3 separate regions of the Homo sapiens genome follow, and all the other regions are linked to region 3. A link is a contact called in ENCODE Hi-C or POLR2A ChIA-PET data. All regions are on one chromosome and are shown on one strand. The core of a region is the stretch at or near the end of the contact, and the rest is flanking DNA. Distances in the headings are between cores, read along the strand shown. Region 1 holds the start of GTF2B (general transcription factor IIB). Region 2 holds the start of PKN2 (protein kinase N2). Region 3 holds the start of BCL10 (BCL10 immune signaling adaptor).

Region 1 (4,247 bases), core at 815-3,314, 3.6 Mb after region 3:
CATTTATTATTGTCAATCTCCACAACAATCCTGCAAGAAAGGCACTATTTCACATTTAAAAAATTATGCTCAGAGAATGATTTGCCTGAAGTCATGGAACTAATAAGTGGCGGAGCTTACATTTGAACTCAGAACATTTGTACTCCTCTGTGAGGACACCAGCCAGTTTCATGGCCTAGTGACAATACACCTTCCTGAGGGAAAAACATGCAAAAGGTAGAAATATTATATTTAGGCTGGGCGCAGTGGCTCATGCCTGTTACCACAGCACTTTGGTAGGCCAAAGCCGGAGGACTGCTTGGACCCAGGAGTTCAGGACCAGCCTGGGCAATGTAACTAGGCCTTGTCTCCACAAAAATAAAAATTAATAAAATTTAAAAATAAAAAAATTAGCCAGGCACGTGGTGTGTACCTATGGTCCCAGCTACTCAGAAGGCTGAGGTGGGAGGATCACTTGAACTGGGGAGGTCATGGCTGCAGTGAGCCATGATCGTGCCACCTACACTTCAGCCCAGGCCTGTTCCATAAAATAAAAAATACTGCATTTAACTTTCTTTGTTGTCACTGATAGAAAAACTTGAGCAATAACTGCTATGATACATAAATTGCACATATCTAGAAAAAAATTTCAGACTTAAAAAGCCATGATAGAATTAAAAAAAAAAAAAGCCATGGTAGAATTTTAAGTCGTATTTGAGTGATCTGGGGAGCCCAAGTTTTCCATTTACCTACAAGGAGGCCTTACCCGACAGAACAACACCCAGATAGAATGACTGAGCATCCAATCCAAGAATCAGAATCAGTAAACAAGAGTGTCACTGGCTTTATGAGTTCTGTTCAAACAGTATATTAGCTAAAGCTGCCTCCCACCCCAAATTCCTTTTCTAATCATAAAATGTAAGTCTTGGCAGTTACCAGAAAAGGCTATTTTGTAAAAATGGCTTTCACTGTGAAATTAACCAATTCCACAGATGATAGCAGGGTCAGAAAAATAGTGCCAGAGTTCCAGAAGCTGTAGAATTAATTTGATACTTTCAACACAGGATTAGTTAACCAAAGGCCAGGTGTGGATAACAGGAAACAGGTTGTCTTAGACTCTACACTCTAACACGACTCTTGGAAAAGTCAACATTGGCATGACTCAGTTTACACTTATGCAAAAATACTAATATCTACCTCACAGTGGTAATGAGAGACATAATTAGGGTCTGCAAGCATTTTTCAGGTCACAAGATTAAAGGCTGTTTCTGAGGGTACTGCATGCATTTCCTGTAGATATGAGTACACTGCATTCTTAAATATATACTAAAAAGCGACCTCCCAGCACATATAACTAATTTTCTTTGGCAAGATTTTCTTCAGAAGTACACAGGCAACGATATTTGTAAACAAATCCTTTAGCAGGGAACTAATCAACTCTTCCGATGGCTCTAGCTTCCACTTCCGAGGCCCGCTGTGATGGTAACCAACCAGGTTCCATCTGGCTTACCAATGCTGACGTTCCCAACTTCCTAGCTGTCAGATCGATAGGAACCTGAAACTAACTGTTTCCCGTTCCTTTGAAAAGGAGAAATTACGGACCCTCGGGTTGTTTGGGCCGTAGATGAAAAAAACAAGCGGGGGGGGGGGCGCGGGGGAGGAGAGGAGGGAGGGTGGGAAGAAGAGAAAATAAAGGGAGATTGAAATATTGGGAAAAGATACGAGGGCAAGGACTGGGGACACAGTAGCCCACCAGGACCCACATAGGGTGATATCTACATAAGACTCCAGGGCAATAACGTCAACAGCTCGGTAACCCCTGCGACACCCTGACAGTCCTGCCGTCTGGAAGTGCCTTTGTCCCGGCCCGTCGGCCAGTCCCGCCGCTTCTCTCCCATACCCCTAGGCGCTCAGCCCTACGAGGCTGCCCGGAGGCCGCCTAAAAGCCGGCGGCGCTCGCGCCCGCCCCTCAGCTCGCCGGGCTCGGCGGGACATACTAACCGGCTGGTAGACGCCATCTTCACGGCGACTGCGGTGCCCGCAACAAGACACAACAGACACACCGAAAGCAGGAAGCGAATGTGGCGAAGAGACGCGCAGAGATGAGTTTTTATAGACGACTCACCCACGCAGTCGTAGCAGAGCAGGGCTACGGGTCGGGAGAAGGGCCAAGAACAGTGAGATCCCATACGTCACGTGCTTTGCGATTTCTTACGTTCTTACTCCGTTTCTGTAATTTGCTATGTTGCTAAGCGAGTCAACGTAACTACCTAGGAAAAGTCTCATGGGAACCCTGCAAAGGGGCTACAACAGAGCTACTCTCAATCTGACAGTTAAAACACAAAGAAAACCCTGGCTTCGTAGTGGTGCCAAAGCCTGCATCCCTAATAGTTTAACCACCCCTTCCTCTCCCACCTTCTCACGGCTACCTTCTCACGGCCACCACCTACCCCGCCCCCAGCCCCCCACCCCGCGTCAGGCACTCCCATTTGAGCCAGTTCTTACGTGCCCCAAGGGTGATTCTTTCTAAGAAATTTGAAATAAAAGGAGAAACTCACTTAGGTCATCCAGAACAGGTGTCTGTTCAGGATCTGTCATCAGCTAGCATGTTGTCTTCTTAGGCACGTCCTTTATACAGGTCATGTAAGTTTATATAGGTTATGGTATCTTGCCTTGCATACCCTTTTAGAATTGGCAGAAGATGAAACAAAACTACGTGAAACCAATGTGTACACAAGAGGCACGACGATATGGGCCATGCTCTGATCATTTTTTTTTCACGGCCTTTGTAACGTTGGCTGATAGCTACATATAGAAAACTTGCGAGAACATCTAGATATTGCAAAATATCCCTAGATTTATTAATTAGCCAAACTAACGTCAAAATTGTAATACCACTATTACTAACAACAATAACAGTTACCGGTGGAGAGTATTCACGTTCTTGGCGTTTTGAACAAAGAACTGGACACAACGCACAAACTAAGGAAAGAATGAAGGAATAAAGGCAGAGATTTATTGAAAACGAAAAGGTAATACCAGCTCAAGACTCCTTTTGCAGAATTTTCGGGGGTTTAAATACCCTCTAGAGGTTTCCCATTGGTTACATGGTGTACACCCTATGTAAATGAAGTAGTGGCTCCACAATCAGTCTGATTGGTTGTGGAAAGCAACCAATCAGAGGCTAAAGTGAAGTTACAAAGTTACACTCCTATGCAAGCGTCTGATTGGTTGCAGAAAGCAACGAATCAGAGATACTTTCAATTTCACATCTGCCACACGGCTAAAGTGTGTGTGTGTGTGTGTGTGTGTGTGTGTGTGGTTGTGTAGTGGGGAGGGGGTTGCAAAGGGAGTAACGTCTGGTTCTTTTGTTACTTAGGTGTGGAAAGTTGGGGTTTTCCTTTTTTTTTTTTTTTTTTGAGACGGAGTCTTGCTCTGTCGCCCAGGCTGGAGTGCAGTGGCGCGATCTGGGCTCACTGCAAGCTCCGCCTGCCAGGTTCACGCCATTCTCCTGCCTCAGCCTCCCGAGTAGCTGGGACTACAGGAGCCTGCCACCACGCCCGGCTAATTTTGTTTTTGTATTTTTAGTAGAGACGGGGTTTCACCCTGTTAGCCAGGATGGTCTTGATCTCCTGACCTCGTCATCCGCCCGCCTTGGCCTCCCAAAGTGCTGGGATTACAGGCGTGAGCCACCGCGCCCGGCCGGGGTTTTCCATTTGATTTAGTTCTAGGAAATCAGTGTGAATCTGCCTTAGGTTCCCTGCCTTCAGACAGTATTCTCCTGCGGCAACACTTTGCTGACAACTATTCTTGAAAATACGGGGATTGGTATTTTCATGGTGGTTTTCATGGGGCTGAGAACTTAGAAGATAATGACTGCTTCCTTCATCTGGGGATGGGATTTAAATGTAATGGAGCACTCACTGTTTTCTTGAGAAGGTGGGAGATACTAGCTTCCTTAGAAAGAAAAAGGGGTGCGAGAGGCAGGATTTTAGGAACTCAAATCTAGGTGGGAACCGGGGAGCATGATTTCTTTTTTCTTTCCCAATCCCAATCTTCTATTTTGTAATTCTGTAATTTTAAAAACTTGACTGTACTCTTGTGGGGGTTTTTTCCTCCCTCAATATTTTTGTCAAGTGCAACCAGGAAAGGGCTTGGGGGTGCTGCACCTCAGTCCAGTAGAGGTTTCATAGTAAAGCATCTTAACTTGGAGGAAGAGGAGGAATAAGACAACTGTGCATCTCTTAAGGATCCAGAACATGGACCTG
Region 2 (4,299 bases), core at 395-2,894, 3.4 Mb after region 3:
CCACCACGCCCAGCTAGTTTTTGTATTCTTAGTAGAGACAGTTTCACCAAGTTGGCCAGGCTGGTCTCGAACTCCCGACCTCAGATGATCGGCCAGCCTTGGCCTTCCAAAGTGCTGGGATTAAAGGCGTGAACCACTGCGCCTGGCCGGATAAGAACTCCTAATCCTTTCTGTAACTCCAAAGCCTAGGAAACCATCTGGCTTTTAGTTACCAGTAAAGGTAATCATATCCCGGCCTTTCCAAGTGTTCTTTCATGTATTTAATTATCATCTTCAACCAAGGCAATATACTAGACACATAAATAGTTGTAAGACTTGTGAAGTACACACCAGAAAAATTCTTTATCACACATATGATAAGTTAGAGTTCAGAAACTGTGGCCACAGAACTCCAGATCTTCAATACATGTTTGCTGAATTGATGTATGAGACTTGAGAAGGCAAAAGGATAGACGTTAAGTCCTGGCATCAGGCCAACAGAGTTACATGGAGCGTGTGAGAAGTACATAATGTTACACTTCCTAAGAAATATGTCAACGAATGCCCTTTCTAAGTAGCAACGTACCTAAATAACCCTTACCACTCTCTCCAGGTAGTTTTAACAAAGGTATTGTACCGCAGCTTCAAAAAATCAAAAGTTACGCGTTTACCTATCCATTCACTGCTCAGACAAAACAAAAACAAAAGCTACCTGTAGGAGACTTCGAAATTCCTTAATACCATAGTGTCATTAAAAACAAACACCTAGATTTACTTTACTTAGCTATATTTTACTAAGTAGTCAGGTTAGCTTTAATGCTTACCACGCCAAGGAAAGGTGGCTTTTTTCCTTTCCCGAGGGTAATCCCGTCCCACCTCCCCCTCCCTTAAATAAAGTTAAAACAACCCAAAAAAACCCAGCTAATTCTCAGCTCTGTACAGTTCTCCAGTACAAGCAACAGTAGTTCAACCTCAAGAAAAAGACATCTTAAAGGCCGTACATTAAAAGTTGCCAGGGATCCAGCCGCTTACATTTCATGAAAAGTACAGACCATACCCGTTTAGCTAGCTGTGCACCTTAACTGGTCGAGAAGGCGCGCTGGGGGCTGGGTTTGAGGGTGAGCAAAAGGCAAGATTATTAGTTTGGGTTGACGTGGGGGTCAAGGGGAGAGCAGAGGAATAATCTGTAAGATCTGAGTCCCGAAGCTCTTTGGGTTATGGAGGTTAGAAAAGGGCCTGTTAAAGTTAGGCCCAAGTTTCGGCAAGGTGGAACTGGGAAAAAAAAAAAAGAAAGAAAAAAAAAACGAAACCCGAAAAAACAACAGCGAGCAGGCTCCCGAGTTCTAGCGTTCACAGTGAAGCCGTTAAACGCAGCAGGAAAGTAGGCGTGTGTTTTCTTCCTCTTCCCGCCTCCCCAGAGACTCGAGCCCAGTCCTTTCCCCTCATTTTCACCCCAGCCGAGTCCAATGGCTGCCCTCGCCGCGGAGTCGGGTCGGAAGACGCCCCGCCCCCTCGCCGCGTTCGCCCTAGGGAACCCCTCCGCCCCACCTTCCCTGCCCGATGAGGGGCAGTGGCTGCCGCCGTCACGTGTGCTGGCAGCCGCCAAGTGAGGCCGCTTTTGCGACGCGGTGACAGCCAAATGGTGCGACAGGAGGAGCTGCAGCCGCGGCCGCAGCGCCCGCACGGAGAGGCTTGAGGCGGCTCCTGGCGTCGCCCAGAGGGAGCGACTAGACGAACAGTCCGGTGAGGGCGGCGAGAGGAAGCCCGCTACGAGTGCCCTAGCTCCCCGCCGCTCTCGATGAACCGGACGGAATAAGCCGCGCCTCCAGCAGGGGCTGCGCCTCCATGAATCCCTAGTTGTTTTTTTTTTTTTCTTTCTCTCCCCTCTCCTCACCCCCACCCCGAGCCCCGTCCCGCCTTCTCCCTTCGCCAGAGGCGGCCGCGTCCAGGTGCGGAGTCCATACCGGAGCGCAATGGCGTCCAACCCCGAACGGGGGGAGATTCTGCTCACGGAACTGCAGGTAAGGGCCGCGGCCCTGGTGAGAGGCGCTGGCGGAGGAGACAGGGAGAGAGCCCCGCGCGGCGTCGGGGACCGAGGAAAGCCCTGCGGCCGCCGCGCCCCTAGCCCGCTAAGTGCGGAAACTCCGGGATGTCACTCGGGAAATGCTTCCCTCGGGGAACCGCTTCCCTGGGGAGCCGGACCCTCTCCCCCGCCAAAGCCCTGGCCTGCCACCGCTTTGGTTTGATTCTGCCTACCAGAGGGGACCCCATCTCTGCAGCCCTGCTGCAGCGGGAGCCTGCTCTCGCCTGGTCCCCGGAGAGGCCGGCCCGTCGCCCCCTCCCTCGGTGTCAGAGCTACCCGCGAACGCCCCTGTTGCCCCCTCCCTTCGCGCGGCCGGGCCCCGCCCCGCCTTTCCTCCGTACACCGCTCCTTAAACTCCTTTGAATGACTCCCAAGCTGTTTTCTTGTCCCTCCCCCTCCCCTCAGACTCCGCACAAAGAGCGCCCCCATAACTTCCAGCCCCTAGACAAGTTTTTTTAAAAAACGAGTCTCACCAAATGTTTGCTTCACTTCAGCAGCCCTCTTCAGGTGACAGAGTTTCTTTCCTCTATTTTGAGGGTTATCTTTTTCTTTTCTTTTCCTTTCTTTTTTTTTTTTTAACCGAGTGATAAATACAGGGTGCCTTTCTCTGCTACCCCTGCCCAGATCCGGGAGCTCAGATGCTGATGCTTTTCAGACTTTCATTTTCCCTCTCATTTGAGCACCAGAGAAAGAGCTAATAAGTTGTTTACTAATGAGAAAGCAGTCGACTAAGGGAAAACATTGGGCACCACATGTCTGCAAAAGATGAGAGCAAAGTAGATCGCTTAGTTAAGTCATGTCGAGTAGCAATGTTATTTCCCATTTCCAGATAAATATTTGATAATGTAGGCACGATTTTCTTTAGATCTCTATGGTGTACATGGGGACTTAAGCTACCCTGTCGGGTTTTTCATTACTTGGGAGTGTTCCAGAGATGTTTGTTTTTTGACTTAAAAGTTATTTTGCTTTATTTTAATATAGTTATCTTTTAGCTACTCAAAGATTGTAGATGGGAATTAGGAGAAAAAAATAGCATGCCTGCATTTCTTTTTGTGTGTTGGACAGTTAATTTTTTTTAAAAAAAAGACTAAATCAAGAAATTCTGAAGAGTTGATGTCAAAATTAAGTATTGCAACTGCATCTAAATTTCTTGTTTAAATATACTTTTTAAGAAATCTCTTTATAAGTTTGGTTTCTTGTGCAGTCAGACGTAAGCTTGAAAACTTTGGTATAATGGTTGATATTTCCTCCACAAAAATAGAGACTTTAACAATGTATATCAATGCAGTGTTGCACATTTAGAATCCTTTGGTAATGCAAAGCTGAATTTCATATAATTGAAAATGTTGCTATGTAGTATTTTAATTACAGTTAGCCTTTTATAAGCAGATCTTACAGCATACCACATTTGCTAAATGAATGGAATTTACTATTTTATTAATAGTAAATAATTTACATGAGCTTTTAAAATGAAGATGATGTGAGGCAAGTCAGAAATACTTTACATTGCCTGGTCTTGAACCATGAAAAACATACTTTGGTTTTGATTGAGAAAGATGATAGGGTCACTTTTCTTTTGAATTGAGCAGTGTTAGAGTTACAATATATTTGGCATTGGTACTTGTATGTTATAGAAAGTTGGCATAAAAGACACCTACTTTGGCACTGGAACTGAAAATATATTTTCATGTGTATTAATAACATTTAGGATCTTTTAATTAATAAGATCAATTTTGATAATAACAAGGAAGCAAGCAAAGAAGGAAGAAATTTTAAATATGATGACCTAGAAATACGACCAAAATAGAGGAATACCTAAAGTTAAGCTTCTAGATAAACTGAAATATAACCCCTTCCAGAAAAAGAATAGTTTTTATTAAGTGTTACCTTATAGGTTGTCATATATCCAAGTCATTTTCTTGGTTTATTTGACTCCCAGTTTTGATAAAAGTTATTGCATTTAAACTTTATCGTGTTTATTAAAATGTTTGCGACTATTACTTATATCAACACTTAAAGATAAATAGTCATAAAGTTTGCTTCTCCAAATATTTCCATCTATTCAGACTTTTTATTTCATTGGGTCCTGAAACTTAGTGTACAGCAACCAAGTATTTATTAAACTTTTGTTTCAAGATTCACTTTTTTAAAAAGCTTCTAAATTGTTTGAATTTAGACTGAAATACTGTTTAATATGAAGTTCTTAATTCTTCTCTGCCATACAGATTTTAAGTATT
Region 3 (4,144 bases), core at 1,379-3,878:
GTCTTGCCTATTTTAGGTCCTTGACAAATTCTATTCTGCCCAGAATGCTCTTCCCTCAGTTCTGTCAAATCTTTCAGGAATCAGTTTAAATATAACCTCTCCTGACCATCCTATCTCAAGTCGATTTCCCCTATTATTGTCTTGGCACTGTTTGATTCCTTCATAGTAATTGCAATAATGAAAACAAAATTTATTTATTTGTTTTAAACTAACGTCTCTGTTTGAAGCAGGCAGCTACGAGGTATGTTTTAGCCAACACTGTATATCCTGCACTTACTAGGGCACCAAGTAGTTAATGTTTCAGTTGAATGCAAAACTCACTGCACTTATTTTGTGATTTAAAACAATCCCCCTCAAGAAATTGAGCTCTTTTCAAGTTAGGATTGTGTTTTCATTTTTAATTTTTGAACTGTTAGAACCAACCACAGTATCAGCCTCACAGTAGCATGTAATCCATATTTATTAAACTGTACTAAATCCAACTAACACAATGAGGCAAATAACTAGATAGGAGGAGGGGGAGACACTAAAGAAGTGGGAGGTCCCAAGACAAAGGGTGGTAGCACACCATTCATCAAGAAAGGCAATACAGCAGCAACAGTAAGCAACTTTGGGAAAAGGATAGTAAAAGTTCAATATTTGACAAGGTGAGCAATCTGTAGGATATAAAAGTAGATTTCCAGTAGACATTTGGAAATAAGGACCTAGAGTGGAGAGAAAAGTCCAAATATGTGGATAATTTTAAAACTCTCTAAGATCAGAAGACATTTTGAAAATATCATGAAAAAAACCTCTAAGAAAAAAGCATGCACATAGTTTCTTTCATAGACCTTTTGAAACCCATCCATGGTTTCCTCAAGGTTATTTATTTCTGATATAGGCGTAAAATGAAATCCTGAAGACAGATAACATCAATGAATTGACAGAGAAGAACAAAGACCTGGAAGCCACTCTTCACATCTGTACTTGTATACAGATCTTATTTCCTTCCACTTGTAATTTCTCAGTTCCTGTTTTATTAGCTGTAAAATGGGAATGGCAATTATCTTCTTTAGAGGTTGTTGCGAAGGTTAAGTGGGAACATTGTAAACTGTGTGACACAGCATCTGGAACATAGGAGGCCTAGCTCTTGGAAGTTCAAGGTTTTACTGGCACTCACCATGAATAAGACAACATTTATTCTACAGTAGTTATTTATGTTCCATTCTTATCTCAACTAGAATGTAAAGCAGGAAACTGATCTTCATTTTTTTGTATCCTTCCAGACCCAAGGCCAGTGCTTTCCATATAGCAAGTGCTCCATAAATCTCTGTTGAATGAGGAAACTAAGCACAACTCCCAGTCATATCCAGTTTCCTTCTGCTGGTGAGTCACACCAATTGTGAGTACAGTGTAATAAACCTTACAGGGAAGAGGAAGGGATTTGAAGTGGATGAACATTTAAAAAGTTGCCATCCTGTCCAGTTCATCAAAATGACTTTGTAAAAGTACTGCAGTGTTCAATAAGAACACGTTTCATGTTGAGTTTCTGTTTTTCATTTGACTTCAGATAAAGTATTTTAGTGATACTCATATAGGTCTCATCTGACAAAACAAGTAAACGCAAAGGAAAAAGAATGTCATATCTCAACAAAGCCATTCGTTACGAATAAATATGAAGGTTTATGTGGTTCTGCACCATCCGAGAAGAGCATAATTTAGCTACTGAATATTTTCGACGTTTACCTGTACATTAATTCTCAGCTACGTGTATTCACTCCCCCAACCCCAATTTAAATATGTGGGCGTCTGCTTACTAGGGGAATTCCAGGTTGTGCTTTCAGCTGTTGAGCTTCCTCAAGCCCCCTTATGCAAAAGAGCTTCACATTTTTGGTCCACTGCTTGGGATCCTTCACCTGGTACAGCCTTCGCTCTAGGCTGAGTGAGCAGCCTAGGCAGCCTGACTTAAGGATGAATCTGAGCCGCCAGTCCCTAACGAAGCATCTCCAAGAACCCAGTTGGGGGGAAAGCATGAGGAGATGGGTGAGGAGTGGGCAAGAATCAAAACACCACTTGGCAACAAAGCCCAAGCTCTGCGTTTAGCGATGTAAAACCTGGATTGACAGATCACTGGAGGATCACTGCCACCAAGGTCCCTCGGATGCAGGGCTCGCCACAGTCCTCCTGTGCTAGGACTTTCCGCTCCTCCGACCTGGAGGATCCTCCTTGTCCTCGGACTCCAGGCTTCCGCTTTCGTCTCCCGCTGGGCTGCAGCCCGCCCCCGCCCGCCCTGGGCACAGCTGCGTTACTCACGTCCTTCTTCACTTCAGTGAGGTCCTCCTCGGTGAGGGACGGTGCGGTGGGCTCCATGGTGGAGGCGGGAGATGGCGCTTCTTCCGGGTCCGGGAGCTCGGGCTGCGCCGCCCCGCCCTGGCTGGGGGCTTCGGCCTCCGGGTAATGGGGAAGAAGGAGAGGAGGCGGAGCGGGTCGGGAGAAAGACGGCCGCCCCTTCGGGAACAGAGGGACTCGGGGGTCAAACCGTAGCGCTTCCGGCCCCGCCTCTGAGGTCGACGGCGACGCGAATCTACGCGACGCGACGCGGAGCTCGGAGCAGCGTTCCTTCCCTCTCGTAGAGGCTCAGGCGCAGGCACCGCCCCACGGCGAGGCGCGTCGCTTAGCAGAGCCCGCCCTGTCTCTGCGGCAGCCTATCGACGCCAGCCCGCGGGCCGATCCTGTTCCCGCCCCCGACCGGAGCCTTTCGGGTGGCTCCGCCCACAGCGGGCGTTTCCTCAAGCCACGCCTGCGCAGGTCGTCGGTAAGTGGCCCGGGTTAGCTTCCTCATAAGGCATCGTTTCCGTGGGTGGGGTCCGTCAGTGCCCAGGCAGCTGGCACTCTCAGCCTTTGCTGCCTGCTCACTTCGGGGGAGTCCGGTCTGGGCTTGTCAGTACCTTGGGTTCCTCCCCTTTTCCCAGACCCTGCCCTACAATTTCCTGTTGTTACGTTTGCCAGTTACTGTTTTGGTCACACACAAACGCACTCATACACACATACACATGCATACACACAAACAGCCTAACTACAATACTAAACAAATTTTTGAAAGAAAAAAAGAAACCACCTACAATCCCACCACTTTAACACCTCATTTAACGTTTGCATACTTTTTGGTCACTGTTCATTATAAACATAGCTTTTCCTCATTAGTTAATCTGTGTAATGGAGATAGATATGCTTACCTTTTAGGGCTGCCGGGATCATATGTAAAGTTCTTAAAGGTAGTTGGGCACACAGTATGCACTCAACTGATTATTTATTTATTTATTGAGACAGGATCTCACTCTGTCGCCCAGGCTGGAGTGCAGTGGTGCGATTCTCGGCTCACTGCAGCTTCCACCTCCAGGGCTCAGGCGATCCTTCCACCTCAGCCACCAAGCAGCTGGGAGTCCAGCTAGTTTTTTTGTATTTTTTATAGAGATGGAGTTTCGCCATGTTGCCCAGGCTGGTCTCAAACTCCTGGGCTCAAGCCATCCACCCGCCTCGGCTTCCCAAAGTGCAGGGACTACAGGCATGAGCCACCCAGCTCATCCTACTCAAACATTTATTGAGTCCTTACTAATATGTTCTAGGCAACTTATACTATGAGTCCTCCATTTTATAGGGGGAGACTGATGAAGAGACGACTATCCCCAGACCGTATTTTAACTACTATGGCGCTGTGTAAGAAGCAACCTGAGAAGTGTGGATGAAAAGCTACAGGTAGAGCCCTGGGCCCAAGACGGTGGCTTGGACAACATGCTAAATAAACTATAAACTAGATGGTATTTGAAGCTACGAGAGTAGATAAAAATGACAGGAGGACCAAGGAGAAACTTGGGAACGCCAATGTTTAAGAAACGGGAAAGCAAAAAAAAAAAAAAACACACACAAAAAAACAATGTAACCAGAGCCACAAAAACCAGAATCACAGCAAGGGATTCTGATGTTTACATTATGTCCTGTTTCCATGTTGACACATTACACAAGGACAGTTTTTTTCTAATTGCTTAATTTTTCATCATCTTCCATCCGATTTACTGAACCATCCTTAACTTTAGGATGAATCCTTTCATTTAACAAATGTGTTTTGAATGTCCACTATGTGCCAGACACTGTTCTAGGTGCTAGG

What was found. A loop is a pair of places that touch in the nucleus more often than their neighbours do. ChIA-PET counts read pairs that join two places held with the same protein, here RNA polymerase II (POLR2A). Pooled maps may share reads with other maps.
Region 1: a map of naive thymus-derived CD4-positive, alpha-beta T cell shows a loop between it and region 3 (21-fold over the local background). The contact joins the promoter of GTF2B here to the promoter of BCL10 in region 3. A Hi-C loop is called at or near these places in 1 of 168 maps with a recorded cell type or tissue (naive thymus-derived CD4-positive, alpha-beta T cell) and 9 of 50 pooled maps. POLR2A ChIA-PET finds 5 or more read pairs at or near these places in 1 of 52 experiments (activated B cell).
Region 2: a map of B cell shows a loop between it and region 3 (22-fold over the local background). The contact joins the promoter of PKN2 here to the promoter of BCL10 in region 3. A Hi-C loop is called at or near these places in 4 of 168 maps with a recorded cell type or tissue (B cell, CD4-positive, alpha-beta memory T cell, CD8-positive, alpha-beta T cell and 1 more), 4 of 37 single-sample maps with no recorded cell type and 11 of 50 pooled maps. POLR2A ChIA-PET finds 5 or more read pairs at or near these places in 3 of 52 experiments (GM12878, activated CD4-positive, alpha-beta T cell and activated naive CD4-positive, alpha-beta T cell).

The regions. Positions count from the first base shown.
Region 1 is chr1:88,889,503-88,893,749 of GRCh38, forward strand. It overlaps GTF2B (general transcription factor IIB), which reads right to left and starts at 2,065. Exons shown (of 7, transcript NM_001514.6): 1 at 1,981-2,065. The coding sequence starts at 1,997. RefSeq lists an enhancer at 2,241-2,350.
Region 2 is chr1:88,682,629-88,686,927 of GRCh38, forward strand. It overlaps PKN2 (protein kinase N2), which reads left to right and starts at 1,645. Exons shown (of 22, transcript NM_006256.4): 1 at 1,645-2,000. The coding sequence starts at 1,953. PKN2-AS1 (PKN2 antisense RNA 1) reads right to left here and starts at 2,576. Exons shown (of 4, transcript NR_110682.1): 1 at 2,536-2,576. RefSeq lists enhancers at 1,480-1,809, 1,840-1,919.
Region 3 is chr1:85,274,004-85,278,147 of GRCh38, forward strand. BCL10 (BCL10 immune signaling adaptor) reads right to left here and starts at 2,629. Exons shown (of 3, transcript NM_003921.5): 1 at 2,293-2,629. The coding sequence starts at 2,349. It overlaps BCL10-AS1 (BCL10 antisense RNA 1), which reads left to right and starts at 2,355. Exons shown (of 2, transcript NR_045484.1): 1 at 2,355-2,794; 2 at 3,638-4,085. RefSeq lists enhancers at 1,822-3,021, 2,227-2,929.